Regions from separate parts of the Homo sapiens genome. Here region 2 is linked to region 1. A link is an interaction called in ENCODE POLR2A ChIA-PET data of the cell type or tissue named here. Cell type or tissue: PC-9. All regions are shown on one strand. Links, peaks and the distances in the headings refer to the core of each region. The heading gives the core; the rest is flanking DNA. Region 1 overlaps LOC107987100 (a long non-coding RNA gene). Region 2 overlaps SLC71A2 (solute carrier family 71 member 2).

Region 1 (10,603 bases), core at 950-8,949:
AAATCCCATGGGAGGAATAAATGTATGTGTCTTCTATAAAAAAAGTTTCCATCGTTGTTACTTTGTGGTCACCTTGACAAGAACAGTAACCACAAGCATTCATTTCATTCTTTACATAATTTTATTAACTTCAGGCATGATGTATATAAGCTGCAACTATCTATTTAAGCAGATCTCCAAAAATAAAAAATAACACATATACCCTTTCACCCAGAAATTCCACTTCCTGGGATTCATTCTTTCTATTTAAATAAACCTGACCTTGAGTTAACTCTCTAGTTCTGTTCCCCTGGAAACCTAATAAAGGTGAATGTCGACTGTGTTACCAGGTAACAGTACCTAAGAAAAAAAGACCTCCTGATATGCCTCTAAACTTGGGACGACTGCAAATCAACATGAATACCTGTTGGTAAGCCACAGTTTGGATTTGGACTCCCCTGTGTGCAGTCTATGCGTATGTCCCCTATGGGATCTGGAATTTAGATCTATGAAACTGTTAAAAAAGATATTGGTTCCTATTTGGGACATGATCTTTCTAAGCCAGGCTGGTTCTCCCATCTGTCTACTGCGGTCTTGTGCTCTGGTACTTGAGCTGCACAGGAAGGGAGAGAGGCACAGATGACAGCCCCTCCACTGCTATGTGGAGCACATGAGCAATGCCTGGCTCTACTCTGCTGGCATGCTGTGTGTTCCTTCTAACATCCGTCTCTAAGGGAATCTATCCTCAATATGGCCTGATTAGGTCCTGTGGGTTTGACTGCTTAGTTGAATCTAAAAGCAGCAACTGAAGCCCCACCCTGGGAAGGCAAGGTATCACAGATATGAATAAGTTGCTCATTACATTTTCTAAAATACAAAATTTAAGACATAGTTGTTCATTAACACAGAACTGACATGCTACATTCATATAGAAAAAAATAAGTAGATCCAAGTATACAGTTTATTTTGTGAAAGGATGTGTTTCTGCGATGTGATTGAGCTCATGTGAAATTAGTAAATAAGGGAATGGCATCAATATAACATGGAATCACGTTGGTTCATTGATTTTTCCCTGCATGTTACTATTTTGTGATGAAGCCTAAACACAAACTATACTAGGATAGCCAAACACAGCAATACAAGAATGCTGTACTGTGTATAGTGTGTGCTTACTCCATCTGCTTTCTGTTTGCTCCGTGTACCCAGTGGCTCTGCCTGGAAGTGTTTACTGTATGGTTCTCACAAGTCTACGTACATTTTACCCTTGTCCCCATTACTCAGATTTACAATTCCCCATACAGCTACCATGAGTTATTGTTACTGCTGATGTTGAAGGTAAAGAAATACTAGAGCAGCCAGGTGAAGTGGTACATGCCTGTAACCCCAGCACTTTGGGAGGCTGAGGCAGGTGGAATGCTTGAGCCCATGAGTTTGAGGTCAGCCTGGGTAACATGGTGAAACTCATCTCTACTAAAAGTACAAAAAGAAAATTAGCTGGGCGCGGTGGCACATGCCTGTAGTGTCACCTACTCAGGAGGCTGAGGTGAGAGAGTCACCTGAGCCCAGGAGGTCGAGGCTGCAGTGAACCGAAATCACGCCACTTGCACTGTAGCCTGGGCAACTGGAGTGAGACCTGGCCTTAAAAAAGAAAAGAAACGGAGAGGGAGAGAAGAGAAGAGAAGGAAAAGAAAAAAAGAAAAGGAAAGGAAAAGAAAAGAAAAGAAAAAAGTACTACAGTAGGCTGGGTGCACTGGTGTGTACCCGTGGTTCCAGCTGCTTGGGAGGCTGAGGCAGGAAGACTGCTTGAGCCCAAGAGTTTGATGCTATAGTTTGCTATGATCATGCCTGTGAATAGCTGCAGCCCTCCAGCCTGGACAACACAGTGAGGCCCTGTCTCTAAAAAATAAAAAAAATTAATAAAAGAAATACTAGATTAGATACAGGACTTCATTTATTGGAAATCTGATGTATTTTTAAACTGAGCTCATAGTTCTACATGACTTACTTGTTTCTGTTAGTGATCTGTTTACTTGTTTTTCCCACAAGTCTTGTTATTTTTAGTGTCCAATTTTGAAGAAAAAGGTTTTTAGGAAAGCATACATTGCATTATAGCAGAAGCACCTATAGTGCCTTGGAAAAAGTGAAAAAAGTTGCATAAATATGTGAACCCATTAAAAAATAAACAATTCTGCAAGTGTTTGCACATACATACATATATAACACTTATGAAAAGCATATACCAAAACTTAAAGAGTGATTACATCTGGACAGTGGATCTCAAGAGCTGAAGGGGTAAAGGGACAAAACATTTGTAACCTGTTTGAATAACGTTTGCCATAATTATGAATTATTTTATTAAATAAAGTCTAAAATTTAAAAACTGAACTCTAATAACCTTTTTTCCCAATGGTTGAGCTCAGTGCACTTACCACCTTGATTTTCAAGTTCCATTCCCTCCAGAACTGGACAATTAAAATGTTTTCGTGCTTCCTGCTAAGAACCAGAAGAAAAATCGGAAGAAAATATGGTACAAAAGTACCATAAGATAATGGCAAACTTTTCATCACATGAATATAAGTTAACATTAAAAAATTACTTTCTTGAAAAAAGAATTTCTTTTTAAAATATGGTTTTTAATATAATTAAATATTTTGATGCAGTCACACTTCTCTTTGCTAAGAAATTACTTCTCTTAGTATCTTTTCCTCTCTCTGAAGATTTTCACTTTTGTACCACATAGCTAAAAAATGTTATAGACTAGTATGATTGACAGCTGTAACTCATGTTAGTAACAATTTTACAATTTTTTATTTTTTATTTTATTTTAAATTGACAATTTATAATTGCATATATTTATAGAGTAGAGTGATGTTCTGATTTATGAACAATATGAAGTAATTACATCAAGCTAATCCATCATTTCAAATACTTATTTTTTGTGAGAAGCACATTTTAAATTTACTTTCAGTTTAAAAATGTGCAATACACTATTATTGTATTTTTAGTAGAGACAGGGTTTCACTGTGTTAGCCAGGATGGTCTCGATCTCCTGACCTTGTGATCCGCCCGCCTTGGCCTTCCAAAGTGCTGGGATTAGAGGCGTGAGCCACTGCGCCCGGCCGCAATTCACTATTATTAACCACATTCACCATACTGTGCAATGACCTCAAAAAAAAGAACAAAAATGTATTACTTCTGTTTGTGATTTTGTGCCCTTTGGCCATCATCTTACTATTTTCCCCAACCCCCAGCCTCGAACCACTACCCTCTGCTTCTGAGTTCAATAGTTTTAGATGTCACATGTAAGTGAAAACATTAGGTATTTGTCTCCTTGTTCCTTTTTTAGCATCATGTTCTCCAGTTTCATCCATGTTGTCACAAATGACAAATTTTCCAGCCTTTTTAAGGCTGAATAGCATTCCACCGTGATAAGTGGTGCCAACTTCCTATGCAGTTCAATATCTGTGTATAGCTGTTGATTTCCCCATAACTTAGCTATTCATAGCCTACTGTTGACAAGAAGCCTTACCAATAACATAGTCAATTAACACATATATTGTATATTTTATGTATTATGTACTGTATTCTTACAATAAAGCTAGAGAAAATGTTACAAAAAATATCATAAGGAAAATATACTCACTATTCATTAAGTGGAAGTGGGTCACCATAAAGGTCTTCATCCTTGTCTTCACATTGAAGAGGAAGACTAGGAGTTGGTCTTGCTGGCTAAGGGGTGGCAGAAGTGGTAGAAGTCCACAAATAAGTGGACCTGTGCAGTTCCGACTTATGTTGTTCTACGGTCAATTGTATATAACCCGTTTTCTTTACCCATTCATCTGCTGATGGACTGTTAGGCTGATTCCGTAATGTGGCTATTGTAAATAGTGCTGCAATGAACACAGGAGTGCAAACATCTCTTTGACAAACTGGTTTCAAATCTTTTGTGTAAATATGGAACAAGGATTGTTGGATCATATGGTAATTCTATTTTTAGTTTTCAAAGAACTTCCATACAGTTTTCCACAATGGCTGTATTACTTTATACTACCACCAACATTGTACAAGGATTCTCTTTTCTCCACATCCTCACCAACACTTGTTACCTTTTGTTTCTTTTCTTTTTAACATACGGAATGCTTCATGAATTTGCATGTCATCCTTGCACTGGGGCCATGTTAATCTTCTCTGTATCATTCCAATTTTAGTATTTGTGCTGTCAAAGCGAGCACTCTTGTCTTTTTGATAATAGTCATCTGACAGACATAAAATGACATCTCATTGTGGTTTGAATTTGCATTTCCCTAAGGATTAGTAATGTTGAGTATTTTTTCGTGTACCTGTTCATAATTTGCATGTCTTCTTTTAAGAAATGTCTATTTAGGTCCCTGGCCCATTTTTTAAATGGGCTATTTGTACACAGTTGTTTGCATTCCTTATATATTTTGGATATTTTTTCTGATGTTTGGCTTGCAAATATTTTTTCCCAATTTGTAGACTGTCTCTTCACACTTTTGTTCCCTTTGCCGTGCAGCAGCTTTTTTGTTTCATGTAATCCCATTTGTCCGTTTTTATTTTTGTTGCCTGTGCTTTTAGGGTCCAATTCAAAAACTCATTGCCCAAACCAATGTCATGTAGTTGTCCCCTTATGTTTTCTTCTAGTAGTTTTACAGTTCCTTGTCTTATGTTTAAATATTTAATACATTTGGAGTTGGTTTTTGTATATGATGTGAGATAAAGGTCAAATTTCATTCTTCTGCTAAGGATACCCAGTTTTCCCAACACCATTTATTGAAGAGACTTTTTCCCATTGTATATTCTCAGCACCTTTATTAAAAATCAATTAACTATAATTGATTAATCATAATCAAGTTAATCATAATTTATTCTGTTCCATTCATCAATGTGCCTACTTTTATGACAGGAACATGAAATTTTAATTATTATTCCTTTGCAGTATAGTTTGAAATACTACAAAGCTAGAGGCATCACACTGCCTCAATAGCTTTGTTCTTTTTGCTCACGATTGCTTTGGCTATTCAGGTTTTTTGGTTTTTTTTTTTTTTTCCAATCTTTCATTTTTTTTTTTTTTATACTTTAAGTTCTAGGGTACATGTGCACAATGTGCAGGTTTGTTACATATGTATACATGTGCCGTGTTGGTGTGCTGCACCCATTAACTTGTCATTTACATTAGGTATATCTCCTAATGCTTTCCCTCCCCCCACCCCACAACAGGCCCTGGTGTGTGATGTTCCCCTTCCTGCGTCCAAGTGTTCTCATTGTTCAAGTCCCACCTATAAGTGAGAACATGCGGTGTTTGGTTTTTTTGTACTTGCAATAGTTTGCCGAGAATGGTAGTTTCCACCTCCATCCATGTCCCTACAAAGGACATGAACTCATCCTTTTTTATGGCTGCATAGTATTCCATAGTGTATATGTGCCACATTTTCTTAATCCAGTCTATCATTGATGGACATTTTGGTTGGTTCCAAGTGTTTGCTATTGTGAATAGTGCCGCAATAAACATATGTGTGCATGTGCCTTTATAGCAGCATGATTTATAATCCTTTGGGTATACACCCAGTAATGGGATGGCTGAGTCAAATGGTATTTCTAGTTCTAGATCCTTGAGGAATCGCCACACTGTCTTCCACAATGTGGAACATTTGGAAGTTGTTCAATCACAAACAATGGTTGAACTAGTTTACAGTCCCACCAACAGTGTAAAAGTGTTCCTATTTCTCCACATCCTCTCCAGCACCTGTTGTTTCCTGACTTTTTAATGATCACCATTCTAACTGATGTGAGATGGTATCTCATTGTGGTTTTGATTTGCATTTCTCTGATGGCCAGTGATGATGAGCATTTTTTCCTGTGGCTATTCAGGGTTTTGTGTGTGTGTGGTTCTATATGAATGAGGATTTTTTACCTACTTCTATGAGAAATGACACTGGAATTTTGACAGGGATCTCACTGAATCCGTAAACTGTTTTGGGTAGTATGGACATTTTAACAATATTAATTATTCTACTCCATGAACATAGGATTCCCTTTTATTTATTATGTCTTCTTCAGTTTCTTTCATGTAGTTTTCAGTGTATAGGTCTTTTACTTCCCTGGGTAAATTTATTCCTAAGAATTACTTTTCTTGGTAGCTATTGTAAATGAGATTGTTTTCTTGATTTCTTTTTCAGGTAGTTTTCTGTTAGTATATAGAAAATTACTGATTTTTGTGTGTTGATTTTGTATCCTGCAACTTTATTTATTAATCCTCACAATTTTTTTATGGAGTCTCTAGGATTTTCTATATATAAGACCATGTCATCAGCAAACAGCAACTATTTCACTTCTTCCTGTCCTATTTGAATGCCTTTTATTTCTATGGTCAGACTGCTCTAGCAAGGACTTCCAATATTATGTAGAAGTGGTAAGAGTGTTCTTACCACTATGTTCTTCAATACTCTGTAGAATGTAGAAGTGGTAAGAGATCTTGGAGGAAAGGCTTTCAATTTTTCACTAATAAGTATAAGGTTTGTTTTGGGTGTCTCTTATATGGTCTTTATTGTGCTGAGGTACTTTCTTTTTGCACCTAATTTGGTTAGTTTTTTTTTTTTTTTTTTGAGATGGAGTCTCACTCTGTTGCCCAGGCTGGAGTGCAGTGGCCCAATCTTGGCTCACTACAAGCTCCACCTCCCGGGTTCACGCCATACTCCTGCCTCAGCCTCGTGAGTGGCTGGGACTACAGGAGCCTGCCACAACGCCCGGCTAATTTTTTTGTATTTTTTAGTAGAGACAGGGTTTCTCCGTGCTAGCCAGGATGGTCTCGATCTCCTGAACTCATGATCCGCCCGCCTCGGCCTCCCAAAGTGCTGGGATTACAGGCGTGAGCCACCACGCCCGGCCTAATTTGGTTAGTTTTTAACCATAAAAAGATGTTGAATTTTGCTAAATGATTTTTCTGCATCTACTGAGACAATCATATGGTTTTTGTTTTTTATTCTGTCAGCGAGATGTATCACATTTATTGATTTGCTATGTTCAGCCATCCTTGCATCCTGTGGATAAATCTCACTTGATCATGATGGATGACCTATTTAACGTGTTGTAGAATTCAGCTTGTTAGTATTTTGTCAGAAAATTTTTGTACTTAATGCTCATCAAGGACATTAGCCTGTAATTTTCTTTTCTTGCAATAGCTTTGTCTACATTTGTTATTAGACTAATACCACCCTGGTAAAAAGAGTCTAGAAGTAATCCCTCCTCTTCAGTTTTTTGGAAAAGTTTGAGAGGGATTGGTATTCATTCTTTGTTAAACGTTTGGTGAAATTCAGGAGTGAAACTGGTTCTGGGCTTCTCTTTGATGGTCGACTTTTATTACTGATTCAATCTCATTACTCATTATTGGTCTGTTCAGATTTTTCATTTCTTCATGACTCAGTCTTCAGAGGTTGTATTTGTCTAGGAATTTGTTCATTTCTTGTGGGTTATCCAATTCGTTGGTATATAATTGTTTATAATAGTCTCTTATGATCCTTTGTGTTTCTGTCATATCAGTTGTAATGTCTCCTCTTTCATTTCTTATGTTATCTGCATCTCTCTAACTAAAGGTTTGTCAGTTTTATCTGTTCAAAAAATCTACTCTGGCCAGGTACGCTGGCTCACACCTGTAATCCCAGCACTTTAGGAGGCCGAGGCAGGCAGATCACTTGAAGTCACCAGTGCCTCCTCTGTTGTGATACCTCTTAGGATCAGTGGTATTATTTCTATAATGAGTGATCATTTTATTTGGTATCTGTATTAGTCAAGGTTCTCCAGAGAAACAGAACCAACAGGATGTGTGTATATATCTATATAAATGTGGAGAAAGATACGAGAGAGGAGGGGAGGAAGAGGTTTCCTTTTTTTTTGAGACAGGGTCTCACCCTGGCCAACATGATGAAACCCCTGTCTCTACTAAAAATACAAAAATTAGCTGGGCATGGTGGCGGGTGCCTGTAATTCCAGCTACTCAGGAGGCTGAAGCAGGAGAACCACTTGAACCCAGGAGGCGGAGGTTGCAGTGAGCCGAGCTTGTGCTATTGCACTGCAGCCGGGGTGACAAGAGGGAAATTCTGTCTCAAAAAAAAAAAAAAAAAAAGTTGCTCAGTATGATAAAACCTTGCTCATTGGGTTCTGTCTGTCCTTTAGTTAGAGGTTTCCAGAGATAGGAAGTAGCCCAAGAGCAATGCAAAACTTTAGAAGTCAGACAGCTGTACATAGGCAAGGAAAAGGGGGAGGGAGAATAGCCGTGGTGCCCAGATATTTGGCCCAGATATTCTGGATGTTTCTGTGAAGGTATTTTCTTGAATGAGAGTAACATTGAAATCAGTGGACTCTGAAGTAAAGATCACCTTCCATAATGTGGGTGGGCCTTGTCCAATCAGTAGAAGGCCTTAAGAGAACAAAGATTGATCTCCCCTGAACAAGAAGTCATTCTGCCTTTGGACTCAAACTGCAACTCTCCCCTGAGTCTCCAGCCTGCTGGACTACCCCATCAGATTTGAACTCGCCAAGCTTCCACAGTCATGTGAGCCAAATCCTTAAAAGTTATCTCTTGGACAGGTGTTGTGGCTCACACCTGTAATCCCAGCACTTTGGGAGGCTGAAGCAGGAGGACTGCTTGAGCCCAGGAGATCGAGACCAGCCTGGGCACATAGTGAGACCTCATCACTTCAAAAAATAAACAGAATTGGCTGGGCCTGGTGGTGGTGCGTGCCTGTAGTCTCAGCCACTCAGGAGGCTGAAGTGGGAGAATCACTTGGGCCCAGGAGGCAGAGGTTGCACCAAGCCGAAACCACACCAATACACTCCAGCCTGGGTGACAGAGTGAGACCCTGTCTCAAAAAAAAAAAAAAAAGAAAAAAGAAAAAAAAGAAAGAAATCTCTTCCTCCCCTCCTCTCTCATATTCTTTCTCTGTGTGTACATATATATAGAAATATACACACATCCTGTTGGTTCTGATTCTCTGGAGAACCCTAACTAATACAGACACCAAATAAAATGTTAAGTCATTACAGAAATAGTACCACTGATCCTAAGAGGCATCACAACAGAGGCGGCACTGGCCTAAAGCACTGGGTAGGATGGGAGCCGTGAGACTCATTGCCAAGTTTCCATTTCCTCAGATTTCTCATGGCCCATAGCTTTATTACACTGCCTTTATATTACTTTTCCTACTATAGACTCTAAAATATTACAAGTTCTTAAATAATAATGATGAGTAAAGAAAGGACCACAATAAAGGAAAAGAACAGATGGCTCATGAGACATGAAGTTCAGTAATACTTACAACAAGAAGCGTTACCAGGAGATAAACAATAATACACAGTGTTATTGTCTCGAACATCCCATAATCTCTCCACTGTTCGAACTACTTTATCACTCCATTGATATAATCCAAGACTGCAATTATAGAATTAAAACAATTATTGTTGCAAATTCACAACTATAAATGTAAAAATATTTATATTTACTGTAAAAAGTCTTTATAAATATCAATATGAAATTAAAATATTTGGGAACATCCTATGTACCAAGTCCAAACAAAGTACTTGATAAGTATTTTCCTTTCTACATTTTGTAAAATTTAATTTTTTGGTTGGGTGCAGTGGCTCACACCTGTAATCCCAGCACCTCAGGAGGCCAAGATGGAAAGACTGCTTGAGCCCAGGAGTTTGATACCAGCCTAGGTAACACAAGAAGTCCTTGTCTCTACAAAAAATTTGAAAACTAGCTGGGCATAGTTGTACAGCCCTGTGGTTCCAGCTACACAGGAGGCTGAGCCAGGAGGATCACCTGAGCCCAGAAGGTTGAGGCTGCAGTGAGCCATGTTGATGCCACTGCACTCCAGACTGGGTGACAGAGCAAGACCCTGTCTCAAAAACAACACAAAATAAAATAAAATAATATAACATAAAATTAGCCAGCATGGTAGTGTGTGCCTGTAGTCCCAGCTACTCATGAGGCTGAGGCAAGAAGATCACTTGAGCCCAGGAGTTCAAGGCTGCAGTGAGCTATGTTCAAACAGCCACACTCCAGCCTGGGTGACAGAATGAAATCCAGTCCAAAAAATTTTTTTTAAATTTATTTTTTATTTTTTGCTGAGACAAGGTCTGCTATGTTGCCAAAGCTGGTCTCAAATTGCTGGCCTCAAGCCATCTTTCTGCCTCTGTCTTTCAAAGCTCTGGGATTACAGGTGTGAGCCACTGTGCCTAGCCTTGGTAAGTATTTTCAAATTTCATCTTTTCAACAACCCTATGAGATTATCGTCACTATTTTGCAGATAAAGAGACAAAAGTTCAGGGAGATGAAGTAACTTGTTCAAGTTCACATAGCTAGCACTTGGCTAAGATGACAATGAATTACTTCCTTTCGACAAATGCATTGGATAAAATGAAAACAAGTTCACAAACATATCCAAGTATGTAAGGAAACATAACCAACAAAATGCCATATTAATTTAGTGGGAAAGTAGAATTTATCTAATTACTGTGAAACTGATTATCCATTTAGAAAAAAAAAAGGTTAAATCCCTATTTCACCACATACAAAAATTCCAGAAGGATATAAGCAAAAATGACA
Region 2 (10,603 bases), core at 1,455-9,454, 56 kb after region 1:
GTGAATAAAGTAATTAAGTAACTCGTGGTTAACTGGTTTTTCATTATTTAATAGACATCTGTTAAAATGTGATTATAGTCTGCTTAATTGTGACACTAAAGAAGAAAAGATGTATCAAAACTGAAAAGGGAAAATGAATAGTTCTATTTCTAATTGTTAGCAATCTGAACTGCTAAGTCTAGCTTTAAAAAATATAAGTGTAAGATCAAAGCAGAGAGGAAAATAGAATGTTCCTATCTGCCAAAGTAAATAGGTATGATAAAAGGGGCCATATGGCTGTCGGCTCCTGCTGTTGATGGGGAGAACTCAGAGCTGCTCCTGCTTCTAGCAGGGAGGTCTCCCGTTGAAGGAGAAAAACAAGTGGGGGGCAGTGACCTCACCTTGCTGATCTGACTCTGCATTCCGAGAGACGAGGGCACTGATTGCCGGAAACGTGATGCTGGACATGGCAGCCACGGTCCCTGCTGCCCACATCATCCTGCAATGACAGGACAGGCACAGTCAGGCAGCAGGTCAACCTCAAGGAGCTCACTATTCGGAATGCAATCAGTGGCAAAAGTACAAATGCCTTGTTTTCTCCTGTTACATTTTATTTATTTTTTCCTCTTTAAAAATGCATTTTTTTTTTAACCTACAAGGTTACATGTGACACTGGAGGAAACGAATGGCCTAGGATGGGGACAGAAGGGCCAGGAAACCTTTGTGTCTTGATTTTACTTCTTTTACAAACTTTTCTTCTCCCTGGTCTCCCTACTGCTATCTTTAGACATAAGCTCAATGAAGTTCGCAAGGAGATTTCTTTTGTTGCTATAAATACCACATTTTCTCCACTGACCTTTCATTTTTTCTTTGTACCTCTTGAAGGCTCACTTTCACACTGCCCTCGAGCTACAGCTTGCTACCCCTCAACAGAGAGAGCATGGTGTGCCCCCAACTGGAAAAACAGACCTGCCTTCCTCTTTAGACCTTTGTCCTCCTCTCAATAAGAGTCTTAACTATGTATCAGTATGAAGTGTGAGTGAGTAAAGTGAGGCCCCAACTTTGGGATGGTCATTACTGAAAAAGAAAAACCTCACATGATGACAAAGTCTTTTTAACACTACATGAATGTGACTAAATCAGCTACTGAACCAAAGTTCACAGGAGCAAAATCAAAAAGAACAAGGAGAATCAAGCAAGTTAATCTGGTAAAAAGTCACAGACGGCTAGGGACAGTGGCTCATGACTGTAATCCTAGCACTTTGGGAGGCCAAGGCAGGAGGATTGCTTGGGCCCAGGAGTTCAAGACCAGCATGGGCAACATGAGACCTTGTCTTTACAAAAAAAAAAAAAAAAAAAATCAGAATATTAGCCAGGCATGGTGTAAAAAAAAAATCAAAATATTAGCCAGGCGTGGTGGTGCGTGTACATACTCCCAGCTACTCAGGAAGCTGAGATGGGAGGATCGCTTGAGGCTGGCAGCAAGGCTGTAATAGTAAGCCATGATTGTGCCACTGTACTCTGGCCTAGGCAACACAGCCAGACCCTCTCTCTCTCAAAAAAAAAAAAAAAAAAAAAAAAAGGAAAGAGCAAGCGGATCAAATGAAATTCCAAAATTCAGAAGGGGCATATGTACTTACTCCCCAAACTAAACATGATAACTAAGGCAATTCTAGTTTCTCTAAATTATGTTGTCTGTTTGTGTCCAAAGTAAGGACCAGCTCTACCGTCTAAAATGGAGAAGGCATTTCTGCATCTGCCCACCAGGCACATGGAGAAACCTGCCACATTAACAAAACAAAACTCACGATTCCTTCTAATTTTTCTTATTCCACTGAGCTTATTTGGACCTTCCTTCCTGTTTATGGGGGAATCTAATATGGTAGTAATAACTGCGGCAGAATGCACATGGTTTTGGAAGAAATTTTAGTGTTCAAACTCAAATGATTTATCAAGGTTATGTTACTGATAGGTAATGATAAGTCATAGTGAAGCTTGCCATAATCAGTCATTTTTTTTGTATCTTCTTGTTTTGCTTTTGACTATATTCAATGTCTCTAAAAATTAGCATATGTGGCCAGGTGCGGTGGCTCACGCCTGTAATCCCAGCACTTTGGGAGGCCGAGGCAGGCAGATCACAAGGTCAGGAGTTTGAGACCAGCCTGGCCAACATGGTGAAACCCATCTCTACTAAAAATACAAAAATTAGCCGGGCGTGTGGTGAATGCCTGTAATCCTAGCTACTCAGGAGCCTGAGGCAGGAGAACTGCTTGAATCCGGGTGGTAGAGGTTGCAGTGAGCTGAGATCATGCCACTGTACTCCAGCCTGGGCAACAGAGTGAGACTCCGTCTCAGGGAAAGAAAAAAAAATTGGCATATGCTTTAAAAAGTAGACATAAAACTTTATTTGGGGGCTGGAGGGAAGAGAGAGATACATTCAATTAAGGAACAATTCCGTGAAAGTCCAATGACATAAAGGTAGTCTTTATAAATAATCCTGTTATCTAGCTCCACATTTCCCCAAATTAAAGCCTAATGGTTTCTGCAATGTTGAATACACCAAACCAGCAAAATAACCCTTGCTTCCTTCTCATCACACCCAACCACCCCAAGCTCCTCTAAGAGGCATCTGTCTGGCAGTTCACGAGAATCTAAGAGTGAGGCTTACCAGGCCTGTGATCCAAAACCGTACCAGGCTAACTGGAGCATCTGGAAGCCCAAGCCAAGGAGGACAGTATTCTTATTTCCTAATGATCTCATCAAGATGCTAAGAAAGGCCGTCTGCAAAGTAAAGGAGACAACTCTGAAAAACCACATCAACACACAGAATTAAAATACAAGCTCTGTGTGTGAAGACCCTTCCCTGATGACCAGAGACCTCTAAGGGCACACTGCCTGACCTGCAACCTCAGAGTCTGGACAGTACTGATGACCTTCTACAGGGGTGGAGTGTTGGGGGCTCCCAGCCTGACCTGGGGCTCAATGCTTTCAGCCTCCTCCCTAAGAAGCCTGTCTACCTGGTGCTCTGCTGGCACTTCCTGAAAGGATATCACAACTGTTCACCAGTTACCATGACTGAGAGGGACAGCCTCAGTCTCTGGAGAAATACTAATCACTTAAATATCTGTGAATAGCAAACTCCTGCTGAACATTTACAGAATATGAGAGCTTCTGCTGGAAGTTTACAAAGTTGGAATTGGGATGTAAGTTTGATTTTAACAAATATATACTCTGCTAAATATAACTAGTTGAGAAAGTCTAAAAAGGGGTTGGATGAAAGATGACTGGGCTGGCCGGGTGTGGTGGCTCATGCCTGTAATCCCAGCACTTTGGGAGGCCGAGGCAAGCAGATCACAAGGTCAGGAGTTCGAGACCAGCCTGGCCAGCAGGGTGAAACCCTGTCGCTACTAAAAATACAAAAATTAGCCAGGCATAGTGGTGCACACTTGTAGTCCCAGCTATTTGGGAGGCTGAGGCAGTAGAATCACTTGAACCCGAGAGGCAGAGGTTGCAGTGAGCCGAAATCATACCACTGCACTCCAGCCTGGGTGACAGAGCGAGACTCCGTGTCAAAAAAAAAAAAAAAAAAAGATGGCTGAGTTTATGTTTGATTTTGTAAAAAACCAAAATGATCAACTTGAAAGGTTAACATAATTTACATTTGCAACACATTTCAACAAAAACAAAAATATAAACGGCCTTTGTTTTGATGCATTCCCATAAGCCTTGTCAAATGTAGTAGTTTTGCGGCCTTCTCATTTCTCCTTGAGAGAGGTTACCACAGAAGAATGCTCTGCTTTCCTGGTAACCATTTCAGGGAAAACAACCCCTAGGCAGTACCATAAAATATAGTGAGTGTGCCTTGGCACAACAGTGAATTAATTTAAGGACAATATGCTTCATCTTTTCTGGTACTGTATTTACAATAGATAGGGAAATGGTTAATGCTCTCTACTCACTGAAAATCATTTATCAATACCTATATATAATAGATATTTATATATAATATCTATTATATATATATGAATATATATGAATATATGAATATATATGAATATATGAATATATATGAATATATATGAATATATATGAATATATATATGAAAATATATATATATATATATTCTCCCTCTCTCTTTTTTGAGATGGAGTCTCACTCTGTCACCTAGGCTGGAGTGCAGTGGCGCAATCTCGGCTCCCAGCAACCTCCACTTCCCAGGTTCAAGCGATTCTCCTGCCTCAGCCTCCTGAGTAGCTGGAATTACAAGCACATGCCACCACACCCAGCTGATTTTTGTATTTTTAGTAGAGACAGGGTTTCGCCATATTGGCCAAGCTGGTCTGGAACGCCTGACCTCAGGTGATCCACCTGCCTTGGCCTCCCAAAGTGCTGGGATTACAGGTGTGAGCCACCGTGTCTGGCCCTCACTGAATATGTTTTAATGCTCTGATTCATATTTCTTCAGTCCTGGGAACAGTCGGAGTTAAAGCAGTTACAGATTTTCATTTCTGCTTTTCATTTCTACTTACTTTTCAACATTAAAATAACACTGAACCATTTTCCTAGTTGATTTTGCAATCCAGAGATAGATTATAATTATTTACTATTTTGGTTGGTGTAAAAGCAAATAAAATAATTGACCCAGCAGAGGTTACGACAAATATTCTAAAAAGTAGGGAAAGTTGTATCAAAGTTCTCCTAAATCATCTTTTCTGAGAAAACACTAAATGGCAGATGATGCTGGTGCAAGGGGAGCACCAGAGGCCCCCAGGGGCCTGGGATGGGGAACCACTGTGGCTTCCGAGGAGACTTAGGCAGTGGCATCGGGGCCAGGGCCCCTGAGCTGAGGAGGCAAGGCTGAAGACAAGAGTGGATGCCAGTCACCAGGCTGGGCTGCCTGGTCAAGGATATAATTTTAAAAACATTGTTTTAAATAAAAACATAAAAAATTTCCCCTAAATTACAACCTCAAAAAAGAAAATAACCTCTACACATTATATAAGAAGGAATAGTTCTGTGGACCACATTCACATCAGTTTCTTGATCTGATATTATACTATAGCTTGCAAGACCTTACCATAGCAGGGGGTGAGGGACTGAGGTAGCAGCTCAGGGAATATCTTCCTGCATTTTTATATGTGGCTTCCTGTGAAACTATGGTTATCAGGATATTTTTTAAATTTTTTAAGTATAGATAAAATGATACTCACCTGAGCCACAATAGACAGAATTCCTACCATAGCTATGAATGCTGCAATTTTAACAGATCCAAAACCTATGACCTATGGAAATGAAATGAAAACACTTTAGTAATATAGATATTATAAAATAATAAGAAATATTATGTTCTATTACAATGATAAGTCTAGGAAAATTCATAAAACCAGTGGCAAATTAAGACATGCTGAAAGCTGAACCTATATAACCAGTAATTTATATCTAAAACTGATGTAAGAAATCGTTATAAGCAGGCACAACTTAAATTGTGAAATGTTTTATAGACATTTTCTATTATATGTCTACCTGTTGTTTTATATACCCTCTCCATCCCCAACCCACAAGTTGATAAATATGGTATCAAGTAATAAAAAATGAAACAAAATGACTGACTTTTGATGCTGCCAATACAGCATTGCTCATTAGCAAAGCCAGTGGCTCTCAACTTTGCCTGCACATTAAAATCATGATGTAAGCAAAAGACAAGGGATAAGGAGAGCAAGGGAAGGAGAGCAGTGAGATGCTGGAAGACCACTGGAGACCAGTTAAATCAGGCTCTCTGGCGGTATGACCCGGGCACAGGTATGTTTTAAAAGCTCCCATGGTGATTCTAATAAGCAGCCAAAGTAACCTGGCAATGATTTCTAAGCCTCTGACCGTAACAGTATCTCCGAAATGTCTACAACTTTTAAGACTTAAATATCAAGTTTTTTAAAAGTTACGTTATTTTGGGGCTAGGTGCAGTGGCTCACGCCTGTAATCCCAGCACTTTGGGAGGCCAAGGCAGGCGGATCATCAGGTCAGCAGTTCGAGACCAGCCTGACCAACATGGCGACACCCCGTCTCTACTAAAAATACAAAAAATTAGCTGGACGTGGTGGCGTGTGCCTGTAATCCCAGCTACTCAGGAGGCTGAGGCAGGAGACTAGCTTGAACCTGGAATGTAGAGGTTGCAGTGAGCCAAGATTGTGCCACTGTATTCCAGCCTGGGCGACAAAGTGAGACTCCATCTCAAAAAAAAAAAAAAGTTACATTATTTTGCCCTATATTAAAATTCAGGAAAAGGACCTTAAAAATTATGGGATTAAATTATATACATTATTCTCATTTCACAAATGAGTGTCTTGCTTCCAGGGACACAACTGGCTAATGAAAAGTCCTAGGGCTAGAACCTCTGGACAGCCAATCCAGTGCTGCTGACATTAACATTTTGTTTGAAGTTTTAAAAACTGGAACCGGAAAATGTAGATTTAGGGATTCTCAGCCTTTATTTGTAAATATATATTATTGTTAAAGAGCTTTATTAAGATAGAATTTAAATACCATACAATTCACCCATTTAAGTGTGTAGGTCAATGGTTTTAGTATATCCAAAGAGTTGTGCAACCATCAGCACAATCAAAAGTGATTTTCATCATTCCTCAAAGAAACGTAGCAGCCATTAGGAGTTCTACTCCCCTAACCTTCCCATCCCCCAACCGTTAGTCTACTTCCTGTCCCTATGGATTTGCCTATTCTGGGCATTTCACATAAATGAAATCATACAATGTGCAGTACTTTGTGACTGGCTTCTTTCTCTGAGCATGTCGTCAAGGTTCACCTATGTTGTAGCACGTATCTGTACTTCATTGCTTTTTACTGCTGAATAATTAACATTCTAATGTATAGGCATATTTGTTAATCCATTCATTAGCTGATAGACATTTGAGTTGATTCTACTTTCTAGACATTATGAATGATAATCTGTGTACAAGTTTCTGTGTTAGAAGTGTGTTTTCATGTCTCATGGGTATATATACCTAGGAGTATATTTGCTGAGTCATATGGTAACTATATGTTGAATATTTTGGGGAACTGCCAGGCTGTTTTCTTACAGCAGCTGTACCATTTTACATTCTCACCAGCAAGTATGAGGGCTCCGATTTCTCCACATCCTTGTCTGTCTTTTTGATAGCCATCCTAGAACATGTGAAATGGTTATCTCATTGTTGGTGTGACTTGCATGTCCTTGACGGCTAGTAATGTTATTCTTCTTTTCCTGTGCTTATTGGCCTTTTGTAGATCTTCTCTGCAAAATCCTTTGCCTATCTTTTCAACTGAGTTGTCTCTTTATTGTTGAGTTATTGTAAGATGCTATTAAGTCTTTTATTATAAGAGTTCTACATGTATTCTGGATACAAGTTATTTATCAAATATATGATCTTCAAATATCACATGCAAATTTAACTAAAATGTTAGTGTGTTAATTGTTCTTAGCAGCCAGCAATAATATAAAATAATATGGAATGATTCCGATTTGTCATAATTGGTGGTGGTGGTGACATGAGCATATGTGTAGGAGAAAAGCTAGAAGAATAAAATAGTCATAGTTGTTTATTACCTACATAAAGAGATGTAACTTTTTTTTTAGCTTTCTTCCTTGGACTGTCTCATCTTCCTACATTATTTTCTGTGTTAAATGCATATGTAATGTAATGCACAAATTAATTTAGACACAAGTATAATTTTCTACACTATCTCACCATTCTTCCCTCTAAATCTCTAGCATACAACCACCAAAAATGAACAAAAGAGAAATGCCTGGGAAAGATCGGGTGTAGTGGCTCATGCCTATAATCCCAGCATTTTGGGAGGCTGAAACAGGCAGATCACTTGAGACCAGGAGTTCAAGACCAGCCTGACCAACATGGTAAAACCCTGTCTCTACTAAAAATACAAAACTTAGCTGGGTGTGGTGGTGCATACCGATAATCCCAGCTGCTTGGCAGGCTGAGGCACAAGGATTTCTTGAACCCAGGAGACAGAGGCTGCAGCGAGCCAAGATCACGCCATTGCACTCCAGCCTGGGCAACAGAGCAAGACTCTTGTCTCCAATAAAAAAGTAAAAAGGTTTTATTTATATGCCACCACGTAAAATATTAGTCCCATACCCTCAGGAAAACTATCAGAATGAAGAATTTAATACACTTCATTTTTAAATACAACCAGAAAAAGAGGAATTTATCTTAGGAGGAAGCTTGCTGTGTCAAAGTAAACCATTAGGAAAAGGCCTGCCTTCCAATGAAATCAGTAAAAGACCACAGGATGCAATGGAAAGGCAGCTTAGGTCTGAGCAATCCCAGAGAGCTGAAGAACAGTTGAAAGGGGAAGTTTTTGGTTTTCTTTTTTTTAATTGCTTTAAGTCAATTATCTGTTTTGGGGGACAAAATAGGGTATAAATTTTTTTAAAGTGTAAAATACTCTAGAGAGGGAAGATTTTGATTAATGCTTTTGAGTCCCCCTGAAGTCCACAGCAGCAGTTGAGCTATGACCTACTGAAGGTGCCTCAGCAAGCTGGCTTCAATCAGACCTGGAACAAGGGCAGGTCTGAAATAAGTTTTATCTGTTAAATTTAATTAATATTATTAAAGATTAAAACATTACAGTACATGAATGTTACAGCAGCTTTATGCACAACTGTCAAAACTTTAAAGCAAGTAAGGTGTCGTTCAGTGGGTGAATGGATAAACTGGCAAATCCAAACAAATGCCAAAAACAAAATGAGCTATCAAGCCATGAAAGAACCTTAAATGCATATTATTAATTGAAAGAAACCAATCTGAAAAGGCTACATACTGTATGAAAAAAGGTAAAACTATGGAGACAATAAAGAGATCAGTGGTTGCCAGGGGTTGGTGGTGGAGGGAGAGATAAACAGGCATAGCATAAGGGATTTTTGCAGTGAAAATTCACTGTGTGATACTGTAAGGGTTGATACATGTTATCATGTCATCATACGTTTGTCCAAACCCATAGAATGTACAACACTAAGCATGAACCCTAATGTAAACTGTGGACTTTATGTTAAGATAATTTGTCAATGTAGGTTCATCAGTTGTAAAAATTTCCCACCCTCGTGGGAGATGTTGATAGTGGAGGAGGCTATGCATGTATGGGGATAGGGGATATATGGGAAATCTCTATATCTTACTCTCAATTTTGCTGTGAACCTAAAACTGTTCTAGAAAAATAGTCTATTTAAAAAAAAAAAAAAAAAAAACAGGCTGGGCACAGTGGCTCACGCCTGTAATCCCAGCATTTTGGGAGACCGAGGCGGGTGGATCACTTGAGGTCAGGAGTTCGAGACCAACCTGGCCAACACGGTGAAACCCTGTCTCTACTAAAAATACAAAAATTGGCTGGGCATGGTAGTGCACGCCTGTAATCCCAGCTACTCGGGAGGCTGAGACAGGAGAATCGCTTGAACTCAGAAGGTAGAGGTTGCAGTGAGCCAAGATCGTGCCATTGCACTCCAGCCTGGTGGACAAGAGCAAAACTCCGTCTCAAAAAAAAAAAAAGATAAATTATGTTTCTGCTAATTCTGGTTAATTCTCAAGAAAAAAAAATTTCCACAGTAATTATCTTACTATAAATCATTGCATTAAAGGTGCCCTGTTTACTAATTATATGCCAGCACCTACATTTGTAACTAGAAGCAAGTTCACATGTTTTTTCCTCTGCAGTGGTTTCCTCAAAATATCTTTAGACAAATCTCCATCTTTGATTTTCCTGGTATTGAAAGGCTACTAGCCACTCACTACTCACCTGCCTGAGATAGAGAAAAAAACTTGAATACTGTCCAGCTTCAGGAAGGTATGAAAGAAACACGGTGATGCAGATTAGTAAGACAGTAGAATCTTTTCCAACTTTCTTCAACGACTGAGAATAAGCAGAAAGAACACACTTAAAATGCCAATACACATTAATGTTGCCAATGTTCTGGGACATCAGCTTCATTATTTTGATCTATTAAGATGAATAACAAAAGTCAAATGGTTAATAAAAGGAAGTTCTATCACCATCTTTCTGAGGAAGTTACAAGTCTTAATTTCAGAGGTATATATTTCAAATCATATAGCTAAAAAAAAAAGCAAAAAAATAAACCCACAAAACACACTTACTCATCTTTGTTAACACACTGATTAAAATCCCTGAACAGATCCCGAACTTCCTATAAACAGAACCTGGAAATATATTCCTACAGAACCTTTTAAGAAAATCACTTCTCTCAATTCATAATGTAACTTCTTTAAAGCCATATTCAGTACAGAGCGTTTCCGTATAGGTAAATTCACTCTATTCTTCAAAGTGTTCATGTTCAACTTTTATATCTGGTAGACAAATAAGTACGCTCCAGCCATAAGGTCAAACTGGTAAGAACTTGTTGAATGTTACAACCTTGTTGAAAAATCCTTCTTACATACATTGGATTGTTGAATAGAACAAAATGGTAAGTTAATACCAAAGGAGTGGAAAGTGCTACAGAGCTTCTAGCTCATCAGACCATAGCTTTTATGTAATTAATAAGCAAAAGCAGCTAATGTTGTTGAGACTTTGCTGGGCAACAGACACTAGGCTAGTTAATTT

Evidence for each region. ChIA-PET counts read pairs that join two places held together with the same protein. Peaks named below come from ENCODE experiments on the same cell type or tissue, not always from the same donor. Only the 100,000 strongest peaks of a DNase experiment are listed, where the experiment ranks them.
Region 2: POLR2A ChIA-PET joins it to region 1 with 13 read pairs; 5 of 35 experiments call an interaction of 5 or more read pairs at or near these places.

The regions. Positions count from the first base shown.
Region 1 is chr9:94,501,346-94,511,948 of GRCh38, reverse strand. It overlaps LOC107987100 (a long non-coding RNA gene), which reads left to right. Exons shown (of 3, transcript XR_001746844.2): 1 at 1-454. It also overlaps the pseudogene LOC100421692 and the pseudogene RNU6-669P. Among named protein-coding and RNA genes, the nearest start is that of PCAT7, 48 kb to the left of the region's middle. In PC-9, for the core only: no CTCF peak of the experiment used is centred there; no DNase peak of the experiment used is centred there; H3K27ac peaks cover 43 bases.
Region 2 is chr9:94,446,115-94,456,717 of GRCh38, reverse strand. SLC71A2 (solute carrier family 71 member 2) reads right to left here. Exons shown (of 12, transcript NM_032558.3): 7 at 9,782-9,895; 8 at 5,191-5,262; 9 at 2,648-2,760; 10 at 381-478. Among named protein-coding and RNA genes, the nearest start is that of SLC71A2, 77 kb to the right of the region's middle. In PC-9, for the core only: no CTCF peak of the experiment used is centred there; no DNase peak of the experiment used is centred there; H3K27ac peaks cover 617 bases.